2 separate regions of the Homo sapiens genome follow, and region 2 is linked to region 1. A link is a contact called in ENCODE Hi-C or POLR2A ChIA-PET data. All regions are on one chromosome and are shown on one strand. The core of a region is the stretch at or near the end of the contact, and the rest is flanking DNA. Distances in the headings are between cores, read along the strand shown. Region 1 holds the start of PGD (phosphogluconate dehydrogenase). Region 2 overlaps DFFA (DNA fragmentation factor subunit alpha).

Region 1 (4,925 bases), core at 1,253-3,752:
GTGTTCTTCCTTTCTAGGTCATTTGATTGAAAAACAGTGGCATACTGGTTACAAATCCTTCTCCCTGTGGAAACAACCCCACTGTTGACACGACTCCTCTAGAAAGGAATGCTCAGCCTCCCCTGAGCTATCACTGCACTGCTTACAGCAAAACATTTCTTCTAAATGGGAGTGCCTGGGTTTTTTCAGAGTTGTTACTATAGAATTATTTTGGGTATCTAAACACATTATTTCCACTGGTTCCCCTACTTTTTTCTTCCAAAAAAGATATACCTGCTAAAGCCAACAAATTGTTTGGTACAAAAATAAGCATCCAGTTCCCTAGGATTCCCTAAGGAGATCTTGATTTTATTTTCATTTTTTTTTTGAGACGGAGTCTCGCTCTGTCGCCAAACTGGAGTGGCACAATCTCAGGTCACTGTAACCTCCACCTCCCAGGTTCAAGTGATTCTCATTCCTCAGCCTCCCGAGTAACTGGGATTACAGGCATGAGCCACAAAGCCCAGCTAATTTTTATATTTTTAGTAGAGACGGGGTTTCACCATGTTGGCCAGGCTGGTCTCGAACCTGGGACCATAAGCTTGTAGCTGGGACCATAAGCTTACACCACCATACCCAGCTAATTTTTTAATTTTATGTAGAGACAGGGTTTCGCCATGTTGCCCAGGCTGGTCTCGAACTCCTGGGCTCAAACGATCCATCTGAACCAGCCTCCCAAAAAGTGCTGGGATTACAGGCCTGAGCCACTGTGCCCCGCCTTAATGTTTATTGAAATGTCTGTTAGTATTCTCAGAATTACTACCACCAAAGGACAAAGTTACTTCATAAGCGCTTATCAAGTTAACCAACACTGCAACAGTTAAGCAATCATTTGGTCAGAGCTTAGCAGAAATTGAAAAAAAAAAATCTCTAGAGTTAAAAGAAGGAGAACTAAAGGAAGAAACCAAAAACAGCTGCTATCGTGGTAGCAGCTGAGAGCACAGCTGGCCTCACCAATTTCTCGATGAAATCATCCACAGCTTGCCCAGCCTTCACCAGGAGGATGATCCGCCGGGGCTTCTTCAGCTTGGAGACCATCTCTTTCAGGGACTGGGCACCCACCACTTTGGTTCCCTTTGCCTCATTGGCCAAGAAATCATCAACTTTGGAGACAGTCCTATTAAAAGCACAGACCTAGAAGGACAAAAGTCCTGAGTAGGAGATCCAGGACACACAAGACTTTCAGACTGTGGCCAAAGTAACAATGACCTTTCCATTCAACCCAAGTTCTGGGGAGGTCAGACCTGCCTTTGCCTTTTCTTCCCCCAGCTGTGGGAGGCTCACTGTAAAGTTATGTCACCTCAGTAGGATGAAAACGGCGGACAACCGAGGCGAAGGCCAACTACCCCCGGTGTGTCAGGTAGAATCCACACCCAACGTGTTAGGACTCAAAATCAAATCCAGGAACTGGCCGGTTCAACAGGCTCTATCTGTTGTTATTGATCATCCTGGCGTCTAAGCCACTTTAACATTTAGAAGAAACATTTTCACTCTCCCCAGATCTCATCAGGCAATCAAGTTAGAGCTCTACACAGCCAGCAAGGGTTCTCCTCCCGCACCCTTCTTCTCTACTTAAGACACTAATTCGTTCATTCGGGCTGTGAACCTCACGGACCCACAGGCACACTCCGCAGGACTAAGTTCGGGATCGGCCCGCCCACGCCTACAGGGTGCTTCTCCTTTCCATACAAAAATGCCACGAGCAGCAACAGAGCACATTAGCAAAGCACGGCCAGGAGACCCGTAAGCTCCCAAACCTATCGCCGGCCTCGGCTAAAGCGCCCGGGAACCAGAGAGAAGACAACGCGCCCACGCCGCTTACCACAAAGCCGTGGTCATTCATGTTCAGAATTAAGTTCTGGCCCATGACGGCCAATCCGATCAGCGCGATGTCAGCTCTAGAGAGGCAGAAACAGAACAAAGGAAAGAGTCAGCACCGCTCGACGCGCTGCAACCCAGGGGTCCGGTCCTTCCACATTTGGCCGTGACTGGGAGTCTGCACTTTCCTCCGCGCCTCCCGCGGGCCCCCAGAAGCCGGGCGCGCACGCTGCAGAGCCTCGGCCGGGCAGGCGGCCCCCAGCCCCGCCCTCGCGCCCGGCTCCCGCTGGCACGCGTCCCGCAGGTGTCCCTGCAGACTCGGCGAGGCCTGGCCGCGCCTCCTCCCTGGCCCTCGAAGGGACCCGCCCCGCCCCATGCCTGCGCGGCCGAGAGGGCAGGGGGCCGGGCCCGCAGGGAAGGAGCTCTGGGCCCGAGACGCCGTAGGGCCAGGGTCACAGAGCCCCAAGTGAGCTCAGGCGACCCCCAGGGTGGGAGGCGTCGGAGAGAACGAGGGAGATCTCGACCCCCAAAGAGTTCCCCGCCCGCTGAGGCCGAGCCGGGCTGCCCCTGGCGAGTCACTCACTGGGCCATGGCGGCGGACAGAGCAGAACCGAAGAGCGGCGACGCGCGGAGGACGAGTGAGGGAAAGACCCGCAGCGGCTCCCTCCAGAAACTGCGGCCGCTCACGCCCGGCTTTTCGGCGCCGGCCAATCGAATGGAAGGGGGTGGAGCCATGAAGCCACACCATTGGCTCTCCCCGACGCCTGTTAGACCATCCGAGGCAAACGTGCCCGCCCACCCCCGGGGGCCGGATCAGTGGAGCGCCGAGCACCTAGATGACATTGCCCCGGCGAGGCTCCGGGCTCCCCGCCCACGCGCAGAGCTTTCCGCTCGTCCCAGCTGCACCTCGGTCCTGCAGGCCGTCCGCCTGGCGCAGCTGTAGCCATAGCAACTCACGCAGGACCGCGCTTTACAGTTTACCAGGCACTCGGACGCCTTTGGCGCGAGCGCCCGTCGCTCCTTCCTCAGGTCACTGCGGTGCACCGTGCGGGTCCGCGTCGTGTCCTCCGCTCCGGAGCAGGGACCGGGCGTGCTCGTTCAGTCCTGTGCGCACTCGGAATGGGGCCGGGGAAGGCTGAGCCTCAGGGCGACCCTGATGTGGAGCCGTGCGACCGCTCACTGCGGTTGAAGAGACCCAGGCGCAGACAGCGCAGGCGGGGTATGTATTGGTTGGAGTATGATGGGGTCAGGACTTGAGTCTTTTACCCAGGCCCGGAGTTAACGGTATTGAACCCCTTCTCATTTTGTAGAGGCTATGTGACCCGCGAGATGGACCAGGTTAAATGCAGAGGCAGATACAAAAAACCAGCCATCTTAAGCCAGACATTTGCAAAGTAGCCAAGCAGCGCTTCTTATCTTACTGAGTCCCTTCTTGCTAGGAGGAAATTGTTATTCAGAAGTTTGAGTTTTAGATTTTTTTTGTTTTTTTTGAGACGGAGTCTCGCACTGTCGCCCGGGCTGGAATGCAGTGGTGTGATCTCAGCTCACTGCACCTTCCGCCTCCCGGGTTCAAGCAATTTTCCTGCCTCAGCCTCCCAAGTAGCTGGGATTACAGGCGCCCGCCACCACGCCCAGCTAATTTTTGTATTTTTAGTAGAGATGGGGTTTCACCATCTTGGCCAGGCTGGTCTCAAACTCCTGACCTCGTGATCCGCCCGCCTTGGCCTCCCAAAGTGCTGAGATTACCGGCGTGAGCCACCGTGCCCGGCCTTTTTTTGATGTCATTGTTGAGATGGAGTCTGGCTGTGTCTCCAGGCTGGAGGGCAGTGGCGCGATCTGGGCTCACTGCAACCTCCACCTCCCAGGTTCAAGCGATTCTCCTGCCTCAGCCTCCCAAGTAGCTGGGACTACAGGTGTGTGCCACCATGCCCAGCTAATGTTTTTATTTTTAGTAGAGACAGGGTTTCACCATGTTGGCCAGGCTGGTCTCGAACTCCTAACCTCAAGTGATCCACCCACCTCAGCCTCCCAAAGTTCTGGGATTAGAGGTGTGAGCCACTGTGCCCGGCCGGTTTTTAATTTTTATAAAGACCAGGTCTTTGCTCTGTTGCCCAGGCTGGAGTGCAGTGGCATGACCATAGCTTACTGCAGCCTTGAACTCCTGAGGTCGAGCAATCTTCTAGCCTCAACTTCCTGAGTAGCTAGGACTACAGGCATGCAACACCATGCCCGGCTAAGACATCCTACTTTAAAATATGTCAAACTTCACAGCACAGTTCTTTTTTTAAAATACAGATTTAATGAGATAATTTACATGTCATACAATTCAAACATTGTAAGTACACATTTGGATGACCTTTAATTTATACTGTTGTGTAGCCATCACCATAATCCACTTATAGAAAACTTCCATCACCCCAAAACGTTCCCTTGGGCCTATTTGTAGTCAGTCTCTGCTCTCACCCCCAGCCAACCTCTGATCTACTTTGCATGGTTTTTGCCTTTTCCAGAAATTTCATAGAAATGGAATAATAGCATATAATTTTTTTGGTCTGGCTTCTTTCACTTAGCATCACGTTTCTGAGGCTCATCTGTGTTGTAGGTATGAGTGGTTTGTTCCTTTTCATTGCTGAGTGGTATTCCATTAATGCAATTGTGTCATCATTTGCTTATCCATTTATCTGTTGATAGACATTTGGATTGTTTCTAGTTTGGGAAATAAATAATTCTGTTTTGAACTCATGTACAAATTGTTGTTTTCATTTCTTTTGTGTGTGTGTGTGTGAGATGGAGTCTCACTCTGTAGCCCAAGCTAGAGTGCAGTGGCACGATCTCGGCTTACTGAAACCTTTGCCTCTGGGGCTCAAGTGATTCTCCTGCCTCAGCCTCCCAAGTAGCTGGGACTAGAGGTGTGCCCCACCACACCCGGTTAATTTTTTTGTATTTTTAGTGGAGACGGGGTTTTACCATGTTGCCCTGGGTGGTCTGGAGAGCTACCACCTTAGCCTCCCAAAGTGCTGGCATTACAGGTGTGAGCCACCACACCCAGCCTGTTGTTTTCATTTCTT
Region 2 (4,925 bases), core at 1,744-4,243, 60 kb before region 1:
CAAGAGAATCACTTGAACCCAGGAGGTGGAGGTTGCGTGAGCTAAGATCGCGCCACTGCACTCCAGCCTGGGCGACAAGAGTGAAACTCCGTCTTAAAAAAGCCCATGGCAGGCTGGGCGCGGTGGCTCACGCCTGTAATCCCAGCACTTTGGGAGGCCAAGGTGGGCGGATCACAAGGTCAGGAGATCGAGACCATCCTGGCGAACACGGTGAAACCCCGTCTCTACTAAAAAAAATACAAAAAAATTAGCCAGGCGTGGTCGTGGGCACCTGTAGTCCCAGCTACTCAGGGGGCTGAGGCAGGAGAATGGCGTGAATCCGGGAGGCGGAGCTTGCAGGGAGCCGAGATAGTGTCACTGCACTCCAGCCTGGGTGACAGAGCGAGACTCCGTCTCAAAAAACAAAAAGCCCGTGGCAATTAATGGTAAAGGAAACCCGGCATTTCAGTGTAAAGAGGTAACATAAACGGATACTGCCTCATTGCACTCCCCAAAAGAGAGTCAGGAGAGCAGCAGGAGAGGCGCACAGAAGGCCCAGTTCTCAGGGGTTTTTATTCTTGCTGCAGTTGGTTACCAAGGAAGACCCCAAAGCACTGGCTGTTGCCTTGAACTGGGACATAAAGAAGACGGAGACTGTTCAGGAGGCCTGTGAGCGGGAGCTCGCCCTGCGCCTGCAGCAGACGCAGAGCTTGCATTCTCTCCGGAGCATCTCAGCAAGCAAGGCCTCACCACCTGGTGACCTGCAGAATCCTAAGCGAGCCAGACAGGATCCCACATAGCAGCAGCGGGAAGTGTGCCAAGGAAGCTCTGTGGCGTTGTGTTATTGGTAGACACCCTCAGCCTCATCATTTGACTACCTATGTACTACTCTACCCCCTGCCTTAGAGCACCTTCCAGAGAAGCTATTCCAGGTCTCAACATACGCCGTTCCACCAATTTTTTTTTTAGCCCCACCAGCTTCAGGACTTCTGCCAATTTTGAATGATATAGCTGCACCAACAATATCCCGCCTCCTCTAATTACATATGATGTTCTCTGTTCAAAAGTAATTGGCAGTGATTGGCCAGGCGCAGTGGCTCACGCCTGTAATCCCAGCACTGGGAGGCCGAGGGGGGCGGATCGTGAAGTCAGGAGATCGAGACCATCCTGGCTAACATGGTGAAACCCTGTCTCTACTAAAAATACAAAAAAAATTAGCCAGCCATGGTGGCGGGCGCCTGTAATCCCAGCTACTTGGGAGGCTGAGGCAGGAGAATGGCATGAACCTGGGAGGCAGAGCTTGCAGTGAGCTGAGATTGCGCCACTGCACTCCAGCCTGGGCAACAGAGCGAGACTCCGTCTCAAAAAAAAAAAAAAAAAAAGTAATTGGCAGTGACTATGGGCGCACTGCCTAACATTTAGCCCTGCCCCATATGGAACATGTTAAAAAAAAAAAAAGCCAGGCCGAGCGTGTTGGCTCACGCTTGTAATCCCAGCACTTTGGGAGGCCGAGGCGGGTGGATCACGAGGTCAGGAGATCGAGACCATCCTGGCTAACACAGTGAAACGTGTTTTTACTAAAAGTACAAAAAACTAGCTGGGCGTGGTGGCAGGAGCCTGTAGTCCCAGCTACTCGGGAGGCTGAGGCAGGAGAATTGCTTGAACCGGGGAGGCAGAAGTTGCAGTGAGCCGAGATTATGCCACTGTACTCCAGCCTGGGTGACAGAGTGACACTCTGTCTCAAAAAAAAAAAAAAAAAGGACAGGCACGACAGTGGCTCACACCTTTGATCCCAGCACTTTGGAGGCCGATGCAGGCGGATCACATGAGGTCAGGAGTTCAAGACCAACCTGGCCAATATGGTGAAACCCCGTCTCTACTAAAAATACAAAAATTAGCTGGGCATGATGGCGGGTGCCTGTAATCCCAGCTACTCGGTAGGCAGAGGTTGCAGTGAGCTGAGAGCGCACCACTGCACTCCAGCCTGGGTGACAGAGCTAGACTCCGTATCTCAAGAAAAAAAAAAAGTTTTGTTTTGTTTTTTTGAGACAGAGTCTCACTCTGTCACCTAGTCTGGAGTGCAGTGGCACATTCTCGGCTCACTGCAACCCCCACCTCCCAGGTTCAAGCGATTCTCCTGTTTCAGCCTCCTGAGCAGCTGGGATTACAGGCACGTGCCACCATGCCCGGCTAATTTTTGTATTTTTAGTAGAGACAGGGTTTTGTCACATTGGCCAGGCTGGTCTCAAACTCCTGACCTCAGGTGATCCACCCACCTCAGCCTCCCAAAGTGCTGGGATTACAGGTGTGAGCCACCACCCCTGGCCAGAAAAAAAAGCTTTTAAATAAAGTAATTGTCAGCTTAGGCAACATAGCAAGACCCTGTCTCTACAAAAAAAAAATTTAAGTTAGCCAGGCATGGTGGCACTGACCTATAATCCTAGCTACTCTGGAGGCTAAGGCGAGAGTATCACTTGAGCCCAGGAGCTCAAGGCTGATCATGCCACCATACTCCAGCCTGGATGATAGAGTAAGACCCTACTTTTTTTTTTTTTTTTTTAAAAAGGTAACCATCAAGGGCAATGAAAAGAAATGGTCGTATTTCCAATTCATTATCCTTATTCTGAAGATAGTACGGCAGAATTTTAAGCAGAGATAGTGGTGAAGATGGTGACATTATAGAGTGTTGACTATGGCCACAATCTTGTTTCTCCAGTTAATGAATTTTTTTATGTGTTTGTTTAAAGATACATATTAAGCTTGTAGACCATAGGGACATACGGAGAGTCCATTGCTAATATCTCACTCAGTATTGTGAAATTCTATCTCACCACCGTGAAACTCTTCAGTTTTCTAATTGCTTTATCAGCAGGGGGTATAAAAGGTCATGAAAGCAATTTCCACATGCTGTGGCTCCAGGTCTCTGGGTGTGAAGCAGAGCAAGCCTGGTTTGTCCTCCTCCTGTCTCCACACAGACGGCTTCTGCAGGTTTGGTAATCTACAGTACACTCCTTGCAGGGAAAAGGTGATGAGTCATCATGGACTTATTTGACCACTTTTTATGCATGCTTAGAGGAAAACAGAATACTGTTAAGAGATTCATCTGCTAGTTATTAAGTAAAGAAATATCACAATAGGCCGGGCGCAGTGGCTCACACCTGTAATCCCAGCATTTTGGGAGGCCAAGGTGGGCGGATCACCTGAGGTCAGGAGTTCGAGACCAGCCTAGCCAACATGGTGAAACCCCGTCTCTACTGAAATTATAAAAAATTAGCCGGGTGTAGTGGTACACGCCTGTAGTCCCAGTTACTTGGGAGGCTGAGGCATGAGAATTGCTTGAACCCAGGAAGTGGAGGTGGAGGTGAGCCGAAATTGTGCCACTGTACTCCAGCCTGCAACAGAGTGAGACACTGTCACACAAAAAAGAAAGAAATATCACAATATGTCACAATAGGCCGGGCGCAGTGGCTCACACCTGCAGTCCCAGCACTTTGGGAGGCCAAGGCAGATGGATCACCTGAGGTCAGGAGTTTGAGACCAGCCTGGCCAACGTGACAAAACCCAGTCTACTAAAAATACAAAAATTAGCCAGGCGTGATGGTGGGCACCTGTAATCCCAGCTACTCAGGAGGCTGAGACATGAGAATCGCTTGAACCCAGGAGGTGGAGATTGCACTGAGCTGAGATCCTGCCACTGGGCTCCAGCCTGGGTGACAGAATGAGACTCTGTCTTTAAAAAAAAAAAAAAAAGAAAATCACAATAAGTCCTAGGGTAAAGATGGGGGTACAGAAAACAATTAAATAGAACAAAAACAACTGTTTCCTTTTCCTGTGATTCAAGAAGGGCTTAGATCTTCTACTCAGCATCCTTTTACTAATGCCCTCCATTGGCTCTCACCCCAACATTTCCTTTTTTATAGCTTATTTTGTAATGCCTCCTTAATTATCCTTTAATAGAAGCCACCGCTGATAAGCTACCTACACTCATACAGAAGCATTAATATAATGCCCCAGATGTACTGTTTCAGGGCAAAAAGGAAAATAATTTCCAACAAAGTGGTGTGTGTTTCACTGTCAGATGCTTGCACTTACACACGGAATCGCTGTGCATCCGACAGAGGCTGATTGGCACATGGGGCACGGGGATTGTCAGCTCAAACACCGTCAGCAGCGTTGCCCTTGGAAATGGGATTTCCCAGAACAGTAAACGTGTCTGTCCTTGATTTACAGAGTAGCTACATTCCTAGGAAATCCAGGGTACATTAAAACTCACCATGTTACCCAGGCTGGTCTCAAACTCCAGGCCTCAAGCAATCCTCCCACATCAGCTTCCCAGAATTTTGGGATTACAGGCATGAGCCACCACACCCAGCCAGAATATTTTATTTCTGTTAGACACACAGAGCGTTCGTTGACTCGTCTGGGCGTTAGTGTTAATATTCTGTACTTGAAGCAAGCCCACCAAGCGGCTGAACTGGGTGGATAATGGAAAATGTCCTGTGGATTTGGGAGTGAGACAAACCGGCTTGAGTCTAACCTCTCAGTTAGTCTAAGGCTCCAAGCTTGAAAGGGTTAAATGAAGTACTATATTTGTTTTGTTTCGTTTTCGTTTTGTTTGAGGCTTTGCTCTGTTGCCCAGGCTGGAGTGTAGTGGCACAATCTCTGCTCACTGCAACCTCCATCTCCCAGGTTCAGGCGATTCTCTTGCCTCAGCCTCCAGAGTAGCTGGGATTACAGGTGCCCGCCACCACACCCGGCTAAGTTTTTTTTGGTATTTTTAGTAGACACAGGGTTTCACCATGTTGGCTAGACTGGTCTCAAACTCCTGACCTCAAGTGATCCACCTGCCTTGGCCTCCCAAAGTGCTGGGAGTATAGGTGGTGAGCCACCACGCCTGGCCTAAATGAAGTACCACATGACCGACAGACCGACCTGGGGAACATAGC

The links. A loop is a pair of places that touch in the nucleus more often than their neighbours do. ChIA-PET counts read pairs that join two places held with the same protein, here RNA polymerase II (POLR2A). Pooled maps may share reads with other maps.
Region 2: POLR2A ChIA-PET joins it to region 1 with 15 read pairs in H1. The contact joins the enhancer-like site here to the promoter of PGD in region 1. A Hi-C loop is called at or near these places in 1 of 50 pooled maps. POLR2A ChIA-PET finds 5 or more read pairs at or near these places in 9 of 52 experiments (AG04450, BJ, Caco-2 and 6 more).

The regions. Positions count from the first base shown.
Region 1 is chr1:10,396,641-10,401,565 of GRCh38, reverse strand. PGD (phosphogluconate dehydrogenase) reads right to left here and starts at 2,502. Exons shown (of 13, transcript NM_002631.4): 1 at 2,441-2,502; 2 at 1,862-1,937; 3 at 994-1,173. The coding sequence starts at 2,448. RefSeq lists silencers at 1,736-1,912, 2,005-2,324 and an enhancer at 2,805-3,114.
Region 2 is chr1:10,457,344-10,462,268 of GRCh38, reverse strand. DFFA (DNA fragmentation factor subunit alpha) reads left to right here. Exons shown (of 6, transcript NM_004401.3): 6 at 567-4,925. The coding sequence ends at 779. Among named protein-coding and RNA genes, the nearest start is that of CORT, 9.8 kb to the right of the region's middle. Within about 2 kb of position 2,993, at least 4 of the 41 ENCODE cell types and tissues checked have a DNase peak (open chromatin) inside an H3K27ac peak, as active enhancers do.